Regions from separate parts of the Homo sapiens genome. Here regions 1 and 3 are each linked to region 2. A link is a contact called in ENCODE Hi-C or POLR2A ChIA-PET data. All regions are on one chromosome and are shown on one strand. Each heading gives the region's core, a stretch centred on a gene start or an enhancer-like site at or near the end of the contact. The rest is flanking DNA. Distances are from core to core; before and after follow the strand shown. Region 1 holds the start of SMTN (smoothelin). Region 2 holds the start of CCDC157 (coiled-coil domain containing 157). Region 3 overlaps ASCC2 (activating signal cointegrator 1 complex subunit 2).

Region 1 (4,015 bases), core at 904-3,403, 720 kb after region 2:
TGCTGGGGCCCTCGTCACGGGATGTTTACTCTTTCCTCGGCTGTAGCTGTAAACTTCCCTAGCACTGTACCGGACTGCCCTTTGATCTCTAGATCACCCCCACTCCCTTGCAGAGAGGAAGACAGAGGCAGGCGGGTATGTCTGGAGGTGGACCCAGGCACTAAGGGCTTGAAGGGGCAGGACCCACACATCCCTTCCATAGGGCCAAGGGCTAGTGAGCGCATGTGCCAGACAGTAAATCCAAGCATGGAGGAACTCACCTGTACCATTCCTCCTAGCCTACAGTAGGGCAGGGAGAAAGGAGGGCATTAGCACAAAGCAGGCCATTCATTGGAGCTGGTGACCGCCATTCAGGCAGGCCCTGAAAATCAGAGGTGGCCTAGGTGTGCCCTGCATGAAGGGGAGGTCCCAAGGGACGCGTGAATTTTGAAGTATTCAGAATTGGTCTTAGAGGGCGCCTGACCCTCGTTCTGGATAATAACATGGCATCTCGCCCAGGTAGAGAAAGCCTAGGACCTTGAAATATGTCCTCCGAAGTGAGCTCTGTTTGCCTCTCCTGCTGTGTAGCATTGACAAGTCGCTTTCTTCTGTGCCTTGATTTTCTTTTTTCTTTTTTTGAGACAGAATCTTGCTCTGTCGCTTAGGCTGGAGTGCAGTGGCACAATCTCGGCTCACTGCAACCTCTGCCTCCAGGTTCAAGTGATTCTACTGCCTCAGCCTCCCAAGTAGCTGGGATTACAGGTGCATGCCACTTGCCCGACTAATTTTTGTATTTTTAGTAGAGACGGGGTTTTTGCCGTGTTGGCCAGGCTGGTCTCGAACTCCTGACCTTGGGTGATCCACCTGCCTTGGCATCCCAAAGTGCTGGGATTACAGGCATGAGCCACCGCACCTGGCCCGTGCCTTGGTTTTCTGATGTGTAAAATGGGACCACTTCTCAGGGGTGTGGGGATGAAATGAAATGACACATGGAAAAGACTCTCAGTGTGGAGACTGGGCCTTTCCTTAGATGGGGGCTGGGGGGTGTCACAGAGGACCTGAACCGGGGCTCTTCTGGGTTAACAGGCTGAAACCACCTCCCCAGAATCCCACATTATAGTGGTTAAAAGCAGGGTCTGGACTCAGAAGGTGCTGGGTATGAATCACAGCTTTACTACTTATCAGCTGTTGTCCTCATCTGTAAAATGGGGCAATAGTCATGGTCTCATGTGCTTGTTATGGGCATTATATGCCTGGTACATGGCAAGTACAAAATAAATGATTTGTTATTGTTTTTATTTGACAGGACTCCAGACCCCATCCTCCCAACTCCACCCACTTTAGTCTCCATGGAGACCCAAGGGCGGCTTTAGGGCCTCTGGCACTGAAGATGGAATAGCTTTGCCTTGTGGATCTGACCTCCTGGGTACCCTGGCTGATTCCTTGTTTGGTCTTGGACATGTCAGCTCTCTCTGGGCCTCAATTTCCCCCTTTTGCTGAATGACAGCCTGGACTCCATATTCCCTATTTAGGACTCCAGCGCTCCTAAAGGCAGACTCTCAGGGCTTGGAAGGTAGAAGCATGCTACAAGAAGGCAATGTCTGTTCAAAGGTGTGTGGGCTGGGGGAGGCGTGCTGTGTGATTGATTCTGCTCCACCTGAGATGGTCCCGGCACTCCAACACAGGGTCAAGGTGCTGCCAGTCACTCAGTCCCTGCTCTGAGGTGGCTCAGACCAGGTGTCCCGAAAGCAGCCTAGGGACGGCGGCCAAGCTTAAACACTGACGCGAGAAAGGGGTGGAGTCGAGGGAGGGGACGTGGTCTCAGGAACAAAGAGGAGGGCGGAGAGGGGCTGTCCTGAAGGCTCTGAGACTCCTACGACCCCAGGAAACTTACCTCGGCTCGGGGCGCCCCCCCCGACTTGGCGCAGAGCCTGCGTCCCCCTGCCGATGCCCACCCGACTCGCTAAAGCCACCGAGGCAGACGACCCCAAGACTCCCAATTTCCGACCTCCCTGGCCCGCGAGGGGCGGGGCCTTCCTCTCGGGGCGTGGCCGTCAAATTGAATTTTCCCAATGGGGCACGAGAGTGGGAGGTACCCAATCGAGGGTTGGCTGGCGCGTCGGGGCAGGGCGGGGCCAGCCGGGCTGCTGGCGCGGCTGGACGGGCAGCTCTCCGCAGAATCCAGGGGACGGTTGCTGAGCGGGCCTGGGACAGCGGGTCGCGGCACCTCCGGCCTGCGCGTGTCTAATCCGTCTGTCGGGTCCCGAAAGAGCTAAGCCGAGCCTGCGCCGGACGGGTGGGCTGGACTGAGAGGTGGGTGTGCGGACCTCGGGGGGGATCCTGGTGCTGCCCCAACGTGTCCGGGGGTGGAACCCGGATGTCTAGACAGGAGTTCTGGAACGTCCAGACCTGGGAGCCCCCACCCATACGAGAGGTCTAAGCCATGGGATAAAGTTATGAGACTGTTGGGGGAAGACGCCCCCGGATTCCTAAGAGACTCCACGCCCCACAGGGGCGCTAGTCTGTGGCGGCAGAAACCCTGGGGAAGCTGCCACAGAATCCTGAGGCCCCTCACAATGTCCGGCGACCCCAGACTGTGTGACAGGGAGATTGGAGAAGAGCAGCGGCAGGGATCTTCTTATAATCCCATGGGTGTCCTAGATTAGGCATTAGGGTCAGCTGCCCCATAGAAGAACAGACATGGGGGGAATCAGAATGTCCGCAGAACCTAAGGCTGGTGACCACTGGACAGTCTTGAAGAGGTTTAACCCAGACAGAGTAACTAGGTAAGAGGCAAGGATCCTAACAGGCAGAGATTGGGAGGTTGACACCTCTGAGCCTACCAGGATGGGAGGGGGAACAAGCAGTGACTTGAACAGGCTGGGACCCACACACCCCAACTGTGTGGAGCGGTAACCCTCACCCCCCACCCATGCACCGTATGGGGTGACTTCCCAAGTGACTGTTCTGAAGAGAGGGAAGGGATGATTGAAAGATGAATCAACAGGAGGTGGGGGGCAGGCCTGGGGCCACACATTAGTCAGTCACCATACATTAACTAAGCATCCACAGTGTGCCAGACCAGGGCCCCTCAAATTCCAGACAGACATTAGTTGGGGCTACAGGAGGAAGGAGAGATCTGCGCTGGGAGGCTGGGCCAGGATTTAGGGGTCCATTTTGATGGGCAGCACTGGGGCAAGATGGGGCTCTTGCCTCTGTCACTGAGAGTGTTCCAGGCCCTTGAGGGCACTTTGGAAGGGAGCTTCGGAAGCCGGAGATGACGAAGATTTTGATTACATCCTTCTCTGCCCTCTAAGTCTTTGGCTTCCTCCTTGCTCAGTGACAAATCCTTGGCCCTCTCCAATCTTCTCAGTTTGCCTGAAATCCAGGGGTTGGGCAGGTCAGCTTCTGAAAGCCCTTCCAGGTGGGGAATTGAATTCTGTATGAATTGGCAGGAGGTGCTGGGTGCCTGGACACCTGGCTTCAGGAGGTCTGGACAGCAGAGCTGGCTCCAAGAATCGGAAGACACAGTGTACCTTCCTATACCTGGGGGAATGACAGTGGTGGTGGCAGCAAGAACTACGGGTTCAGCCCACAGCCAGAAGCTGAGCCTGCGGAGTGGGTGGGGGCTGGGTAGGCCCTGTGGATGGGTGGGTGGGGCAGGAAACTGGAGACTGGAGTGCACCCCCTGGTGGTAAGCACAGCTTGGGTGGGTCTTGCCAGGCCCTGGCTTCTCAATCCAGGTCCCTGCCCTCCCTGTTTTGAGGTTTAGACAGGATGAGAGTCCATCCCAGGCCACACAGCAGACTGGCGGCCAAGCTGGCAGGGCTGGAACCAGAGACCCCCTACCCTGGGTTTGGTGAGTTTTCCAGCAAACCACCCTAGGGCAGAGGGCAGCTTCCAGCCAGGAGCCACATTATAGGATGGGACAGTAATGGACGCTCCTAGGTTAGAGAGGGAAAGTAAGGCACAGAGCCTAAGTGCCTGTGGTTTCTGGAAGCCCCAGCATGCCTGATTCATGTCTGTCCCCTGCAGA
Region 2 (4,026 bases), core at 1,236-3,735:
CAATTCTGTTCTTGGTTCTCTTCTCAGTTTTTGGTGTCCTCCACTTCCCCTTCCGCCTCTAGACTAAACAATCTGGCCCAAACTGATGTCCCAGAACACTCTTGTGTACTAAACAGCTTCAGGTGCAGCTAACTACTGGGCACTTTCATCTCTAACCTCTTTCCTCAGGAATAGCTACCCAGTCACCCATGCCAGAAAGTTGGGGGCTCCTCTCTCTTCCTCAGCTTCCACACTCGATGATAATAACGTTTATCAAGTTGGGCACAATGGCTTGCACCTATAATCCCGGTGACTCAGGAGGCTGAGGTAGGAAGATTGCTTGAGCCCAAGAATTCAAGGCTGCAGTAAGCTATGACTGCACCACTGCATTCCAGCCTGGGTGACAGAACGACACCCGGTCTCTTAAAAAAAACTTTTATCAAGCTATGAGTAGATCCCAGGTATTTTTCCCAAGCACTTTAAATATATTAACTCTTATAACCTTTAGAAGAAGCCTATAAGATTAAGTACTCTTTTTTTTTTTGAGACAGTCTCTTGCTGTCGCCCAGGCTGGAGTGCAGCGGCATGATCTTGGCTCATTGCAACTTCTGCTTCCCAGGTTCAAGCAATTCTCTCCCGAATAGTGGGGATTACAAACATGCACCACCACACCTGGCTAATTTTTTATTTTTAGTAGAGACAGTTTTGCTATGTTGGCCAGGCTGGTCTCAAACTCCTGACCTCAAGTGATCTGTCTGCCTCGGCCTCCCAAACTGCTGGAATTACAGGCGTGAGCCACTGGACCCGGCCAAGAACTCTTAATATCTCCACATTACAGATGACAAAACTGAGAGATGGAGAGCTTAATGTCCAACTGGCAGAACCAGGATTCTAACACACCACTCTGGCTGAAGAGCCTGCCTACCCCCTCTGCCCTAATCTCGGCCAGGCCTTCAGCCTCTTTGGAATAGCGTGACTGGCCTCCCCTCATAGTGATTCTCCACACGTCTGCCTACCTGAATTTCTGAAACACAAATGTCACTATTTGGCTTAAAACACTCCCTTTTCTTCCCACTGTCTACAAGGAAAAGTTCAAATCCTAAGTAAGAATCGCATCTCCTGCCACTACGCTCCTAAGTCTATGCTTCAACACTTGTTCATTTACTCTTGATCAGAGACACCGTTTGATTCACCTCGGTGTCTTTGCGCATATTATCTGGCTATTACCTTATTTTCCCCCAATGCCTGGGAAAATGCCAGGGACACACGGGCACTTAAATATTTGTGGAAAAGGCATGGCTTCTTCAGTCATGTTCCCCCCCCCCGCCCCCCTTATTCTGAACCCAAAGCAATGATCAGCGTATGTGTTCAATAAATATTTGCTGGATGAATAAAGGATGCTATTTCCCTTCCCTAGTCACCTACCTGGCAAACTCCTATTCCTTCTTCTAAAAGAAATTTACCTCTCACTCTTGTGGGCTTCCCTACCTTAATATCCCTTCTAGCCCAGCAAACAATGTTCATTAGATTTGTACCTGAAACTTCTATCACAGGGCATATCACACCATACTACAATGGTTTGTGCACATTCGAGATTGGAGAGCTTTATTAAGGGCGGGCTGGCACTGTATCATCGATGGCCATTGGGACAACAAACATTTGGTGAGCATTCTCATATGTCTGTCTTCTCGTTAGCCTGTGAGCTCCCTAGGCAGGGACCATGCCCCATTCATTCCGGTAATGTGGGAGCCTGGCACGGTGTCTGGCTTGGGGCAGACACCGAAATAGATGCTGAGAATTAACATCCAAAGATGTACCGTGCAGGCTGGGAAATTAGCCATTACTGGGGAAAGGCTGTGGCCGGCGGCCCCAACTGCTACATAAGATCAGAGGATGGGCTGGATCAGCGCCTCTCGCACTTATAAATCAATCACCTTAGGATTTTGTTCAAATGTAGATTCCTATTTAAAAGATCTACGGCGGAGACTCCACATTTCTAAGAAGCTCCCGGCTCGTGCCGACGGGGCTGCTCCGCGGACCACTTAGAGAATCCCGTTCAGGGTGGCTCATTTCGCTACCAGAACACCACCATAGCGCGGGAAGCGCGCAGCCTCTTGGGACTTGCAGTCCCTCCAAGCCCTTCATAGCGGCCGGCCGCTTATTCCTGTGCGAGTAAGGAGCGCCCAGGCCAACCCTCCGGCTGCAGGCTGAGGGGCGGGGGAGAGGTACCTGTTTGGGCTCCGTGGGCACGGGCGGCGGCGGGGGCACCGCCTGCACGGGTCCGGCCGGCATGACTGCGACGCTCAGGGCTGCCAGTCCGCCTCGGTGTCGGTGAGCGGTGCCGCCTCAAGACAGCCTCCCCGCTCGGTCAGTACGACGAGCTCGCAAGATGGCGGCGGCCGAGCGAGTTGCGGCCGCGAAGGTACGACTGGCGCACTTCCGGGACCGTCCCCTCGCCGTGACGCGCTTCCCGCCCCTCCCCGCGGGCACCGCGGCGTCCGACGCCGTTGCCAAGGCAGCGGCCTGAGCGCCCGGCTAGGGCTTTTCGGGGATCCCGGTGGCCGCAGGCGCACCGGGGGCAGTTCCGGGAGCCGACCAGACACGAAGGCTGAAGCCGCGACGCCGAAGACAGGTGAGATGTTGTACGTCACCCGCCGGACCCCCGCCGCACTCACCTCGCGGCTCCTTTACTCCACAGGCCAGTACCTCGCTCCCTTCGACCCCGCCTTCCAAGAGCCCAGCTCCCTCCCATTGGTCTCTCATTTAGGAGAGCCCCTGTCCCCTCAGGCTCACCGCCTAAGAGCCCCACTTCCCTACTCCCTTAGTCCCCCCTTTCATTTCAGACCCACATCCTCCAAGCCCCGCTTCCAAATCCTACGCCCTTAATTCGCTTTTCCCACGGAACCTGCCTTTTCTTGCTTCCATCCCCTGCCTTCCGTAGTCCCGCCCTCAAGCCCCACTGGGGGCCTCCCTCTCAAATCAAGGCTGCTGCTTTCTTTGTCTTTCTTTTTTCTTTTTTTCTGAGACAAGGTCTTGCTCTGTCACCCAGGCTGGAGTGCAGTGGCGCGATCTTGACTCTCTGCAACCTCCGCCTCCCGAGTTCAAGCGATTCTCCTGCCTCAGCCTCCCGAGTGGCTGGGACTACAGGCGCCCACCACACCCGGCTAATTTTTTTTTTTTTTTTTTTGGCATTTTTAGTAGAGACGGGGTTTCACCATGCTGGCCAGGCTGGTCTGGAACTCCTGACCTCAAATGATCCGCCCGCCTCGGCTTCCCAAAGTGTTAGGGTTACAGGCGTGAGCCACCGCGCCCGGCCAGTTTTTAAATTTTTTTTTTTGTAGGGACATGGGAGGACGTCTCCCTATGTTGCCCAGGCTGGTCTCAAACTCCTGGGGTCAAGCGATCCTCCCGCCTTGGCCTCCCAAAGTGCTGGGATTACACGCATGAGCCATCACGCAGGGCTGCTGCTTTAGGCTTCACCCCTCACTCTCACAGATGCAGCCCTGCAAGCTATGCGGCTCGCTCCCCAGAGGCCTACCTCGAATCCCGCCGGCTTCTCTCCCTCTCCTGCGATTCCCCCCTCTCTCCTTCCTCCTCTCCTCAACTCTGGAAAGCGGGGAGCTGGCTCCGAACCTGTTCCTGGACTTCAGTTTCCTCACCTGTGAAATGAGGGAGTGATAGGAAAGGTTGCTCTCTCAAGTCTTCCCCCTCCCCCCACACACATCGTAGCTGTGTGTCATGGTTGTTATTAATGTAGAATAATGATAGCTGGGATGTATTGGTCATTTACTATGAGCCGGATACTGTGCCCAACACTTCATGTGTTACGTCATTTATTCCTTATAGCAACCTATTTACAAATGAGGACAGTGAAGTTTGGAGTTGGTAGAGTGGGAATGCAAGTTCAAGCCAGTCTTATTCCTCTACTAGTGCAGTTAGTTATTTTGCCCTCAGTCCCTTCAGTATCCCCAGGGATCCAGGCAATTAACAATCTCATGTTTGAGACTGACATCTGCCACATAGCTGGTTTTAGAGTTTCCCGTGTTT
Region 3 (3,933 bases), core at 1,325-3,824, 560 kb before region 2:
TTATTAAGGACCTTCTCTGTGCCGGGCAGGGTATGAGGCTGAGTTGGGGAGAGATTCAGAAATGAAGAAGATAGAGATCTGCCCTCATGAACTCAGTGTAGTGGAGATGACAGACCAGTCAACACGAAATGTGCTGAACGGAAGCCCTGGAAACAAAGGGAATGAACTTGGTTCAGGAGGTCTGGCTGGGCATCTGTAGGAAGGGGTAATGGAGGCTCCACGGTAGGGGGTTACTTGATTGGACCAGGAGCCCCAAGGTATGGCAGGAGGGATGGTGCACTTGATTTAGACCAGGGAGAAATCTCAGTTCAAAGAAATCTTTCACATCCACCAGGGAAGGGGCCTGTGACTGTGACCTTGGCCCTGTACCTGGCTTTCTATGCTAAGCTGAAAAAGAGGTAGAGAGGAAGAAAAAGGAGCCCAAGCTTGTTCAGGTGGTAGGTGCCACTGGTAGGAGCACACCCATGCATTTGACACATATTTCCTAAGGGCCTAATAGGTTCCAGGACCTGTGCTGGGCCAGGAGACTGAGGAAGAATGAGAGGCATCACCATCCTTTCTGCTACACCTTCGGCTTCTGGTCCATCCCATCCCTGGTTCTGTGCAGTGGGGCAGTTCTTTCATGCTGTGTGGCCTCTGGTTATGTGGCTCCCTGGCAGGGCCAGGCAGAGAAGCATGGCAAGCTCCACCCACCCTAGCTATGCCCTGGAAGAAGACACAGGTAGGGACAGTGAAGCCCGGGCACCTGGGCAGCTTGTCCAGGGAGATGCAACCTTGGCCCCAGACCTCATTTGGAGCCAGAAAGGAAAAAGAAAAATCAGGACCAAAGCCAGCTGGGAAAAGATGCATCAGAGGCCAGAACTTCAGTCAAGCCTGGAAACACAGGCAATGGTGGCTGCAGAGACCCTCTGGAGCAGGTAGCTTCCTCAGCCTCCAAGATGGGAGCAAGCCCTGGGAATATGCAGGTGCCCCTGAAACCTCGCCACCTTTCCCTTCCTCATCTCCTCAAGCCTGTCCTTCAAGGCCCAATTCAAACTGGTCCTTAGCAGGGTGACTCCTGCCTTTGAACTTCTAAAGAGCCTGTGGAAGCAACAGACTCCTACTTTTCCAGGTGAAGAATCAGGGGATCCAGAGAGGCAGAGCAACCCTCTTAAGGTCACACAGCTACTAAGAGCAAAGCCAGGGCCAGACACAGGTCTCCTGATTCAGGTCTGCTTTGCCACTTCCTGGGCTGTGTGACCACAGGCAAGTCCCTTAACCTCGCTAAGTCTCAGTTCCTTCTCTTGGCACCCACTTCCCAGGGCTGATGTGAGAAAGAAATGACATGTCGAAGCAGATCCAGCACTTTCTGGGCTCAACAAAGTGAATCCTGTTTCTTTTACTACAGGACTTTTCAGAGCCTTAATGTGCTCTGCGACTCCCCAAAAGGCAGACCAAGGGCACAGACACTTAAAATAAAATTTTAATTATTATTATTTTTTGAGACAGGGTTTCACTCTTGTTGCCCAGGATGGCGTGCAATGGTGTGATCCTGGCTCACTGCAACCTCCACCTCCCAGGTTCAAATGATTCTCCTGCCTCAGCCTCCCGAGTAACTGAGATTACAGATGCCTGCCACCATGCCCAGCTAGTTTTTTGTATTTTTAGTAGAGATGGGGTTTCACCATGTTGGCCAGGTTGGTTTTGAACTCCTGACCTCAGGTGATCCACCCACCTTGGCCTCCCAAAGTGCAGGGATTACAGCCACCACGCCCAGCCGGCACAGATATTTTTAGAACACATGTTGTCTTCCAGGGCACCATGGAATGGTCCAAAGGGATTAGGGGACCCTGCCTCTTGCCCACTGACTCCTTCACTGGCTATGATATACCTGTAGCACATGTATTGATGTCTCCACAACAGCCATGCTGCACCTCACCCATTCTCCAAACAGACCCTACATTTTCTTTAGGTCTTTCTACCTTTCCGTTTCACCCTGGAGCTCCAGGCCTGCACCCTGTGAGTTGGTTTTCCTGATGAGATATGAGGGGTATTGGAGACTTCTGGGAAAGGTATCCTAGGCTCTAGGAGAGACACAGGAAGACCTGGTCTGGACTATCTCCTGGCACTGTCATGTCTGGAAGCCATAGTAGAAACAGCTGCAGCCCCTCTGCAGCCTCAAAGGAAGTAGCCTGACCACGAAGTGAGGCCCCAAGAGACTGGAAAGATACATTCTGGATGATAGGTCAACCAAGCCTAGACGGCCCTACCTTACACCGCCTTGTCATGCAAGGGAACAGATTTCCTTACTACTTAAGCACTGAGTACAGCCTATCTGATTCAACAACGAACACATTTTAACTCCACTACCATCTGCAGCGTCCTACCTAATTTCTCATGGGATTAGGACATGTGTCCCTGCCGAAGTTCCTGTGTACCCCACCCCAGCACCTCCCACTCTGTCCTTACTTGTTTAATGGTCTTTCTTATGATCATTTGAGGGCAAGGCCGGGTATCCAGCTCACCCTGTTTCCCTGGTGTCTAGCATAGGATCTGGTGCTACTAAATCTCTTAATAAATATTTGCTGAATGAATAAATAATGAACACATGAATGGAGGCTTTGCCTCTTTGCAATCTGCAGCCCCTGGGCTACCCAGCACAGTGAGTCTCTCTGCGTGCCAGCCCAGAGGGCCCCAGGAACAAGGGCACAGTGTTCCAGAAACCTGGCCACCTCAATGCCAGCCACTCTGCTGACCCTGACAGCTGGGACCAGCCCCTTGGCAAATGCTCGTAGGTGACTTATGACCTAGGTGGGGTGAGATGAGACTTTACAATACCATGGGCCCTGGACAAAACCACAGATCAAGGTGAAAGGCCATATCCAGAGATGGCTAATCTCTGTGGGGAACTTACCAATCAGGCTTCCTGGATTGGAGCAGGGGGCCAGGCTTCTCGCCAGCCTGGAGGACCCCTTGTCTGCCCCTTGCCCACCGCTGGAGCTACAGAGGGCCATGCTGGCCTGGAATAGCGGCCACTGATCCAGGATAACATCTTTGGCCTGGGATCTGGGGGTGTTGCAATGTGTATGACTAAGCAGTTTGCAAGTGCTTCCTGTCCAGCCAGCCAGACGGCTTTGTAGTTGCCCTGCGCCAGTTCCCCAAGCCCTCAGCCAGCCAAGCTTTTAGCAGTGGACAGCCCTAGGGAGGGGTAACAGCACAGGGCCCTAACTGAAGAAGCAGCTGGCATTTCCGCCACTGGGGCTCCTACCACAGGAACAAGGCTGGCTGGTCTCCTCCCTCTCTGAACCTCACGGTCCCCATTCACGTGATGGTGAAAGAGCAGCCTGTACTTGTAAAGAAGTCCCCTGATTTCTAGATTCCATGCAGAACTTTGGGGGACTAGAATACATCTTATTTTGCTGTTCTCTACTTGGATGTTGTACTCTTTACCATGACATCCAACTCTCTGTCCCTCTGATGGGTCATCATTCCAACGCTGGGTGAACTCTCTTATTTTTTTTTCTTGAGACAGGTTCTTACTGTGTCACCCAGGCTGGAGTACAGTGGCACGATCACAGCTCATTGCAGCCTTGACCTCCTGGGCTTAAGTGATCTTACTGCCTCAGCCTCCAGAGTAGCTGGAACTATAGGCGTGTGCCAGCACACCCGGCTAATTTTTGTATTTTTTGTATATATGGGGTTTCGCTATGTTGCCCAGGCTGGTCTCGAACTCCTGGACTCAAGTGATCCACCTGCCTTGGCCTCCCAAAGTGCTGGGACTAGGCATGAGCCGCTGCACCCAGCCCTGATCTTTTCAAAACATAAAATATGCTGGCTTTGTCGGTTCATGGGACCCTTTGCTGTGCTCACTATGGCCTCGGGACCACTGTCCCTGTTGCTCTGCTTGGGAAGCTTCTCCTTCCCTCCTTTGCAGAAGTGACCCCTCCTCACCCT

Evidence for each region. A loop is a pair of places that touch in the nucleus more often than their neighbours do. ChIA-PET counts read pairs that join two places held with the same protein, here RNA polymerase II (POLR2A). Pooled maps may share reads with other maps.
Region 1: a map of CD8-positive, alpha-beta T cell shows a loop between it and region 2 (3-fold over the local background). The contact joins the promoter of SMTN here to the promoter of CCDC157 in region 2. A Hi-C loop is called at or near these places in 1 of 168 maps with a recorded cell type or tissue (CD8-positive, alpha-beta T cell), 1 of 37 single-sample maps with no recorded cell type and 6 of 50 pooled maps. POLR2A ChIA-PET finds 5 or more read pairs at or near these places in 1 of 52 experiments (HCT116).
Region 3: a loop to region 2 is called in a pooled map, with 2.2 times the contacts of the local background. The contact joins the enhancer-like site here to the promoter of CCDC157 in region 2. A Hi-C loop is called at or near these places in 1 of 50 pooled maps. POLR2A ChIA-PET finds 5 or more read pairs at or near these places in 2 of 52 experiments (activated T-cell and common myeloid progenitor, CD34-positive).

What each region holds. Positions count from the first base shown.
Region 1 is chr22:31,079,165-31,083,179 of GRCh38, forward strand. SMTN (smoothelin) reads left to right here and starts at 2,154. Exons shown (of 21, transcript NM_134269.3): 1 at 2,154-2,292; 2 at 4,015. RefSeq lists a silencer at 2,036-2,195.
Region 2 is chr22:30,354,522-30,358,547 of GRCh38, forward strand. It overlaps CCDC157 (coiled-coil domain containing 157), which reads left to right and starts at 2,486. Exons shown (of 12, transcript NM_001017437.5): 1 at 2,486-2,611. It overlaps SF3A1 (splicing factor 3a subunit 1), which reads right to left and starts at 2,373. Exons shown (of 16, transcript NM_005877.6): 1 at 2,209-2,373. The coding sequence starts at 2,271. RefSeq lists a silencer at 2,070-2,319 and an enhancer at 3,255-3,854.
Region 3 is chr22:29,796,302-29,800,234 of GRCh38, forward strand. All of the region lies in intron 15 of ASCC2 (activating signal cointegrator 1 complex subunit 2), which reads right to left. Among named protein-coding and RNA genes, the nearest start is that of UQCR10, 31 kb to the left of the region's middle. RefSeq lists enhancers at 2,388-2,888, 2,889-3,389. Within about 2 kb of position 2,575, at least 31 of the 41 ENCODE cell types and tissues checked have a DNase peak (open chromatin) inside an H3K27ac peak, as active enhancers do.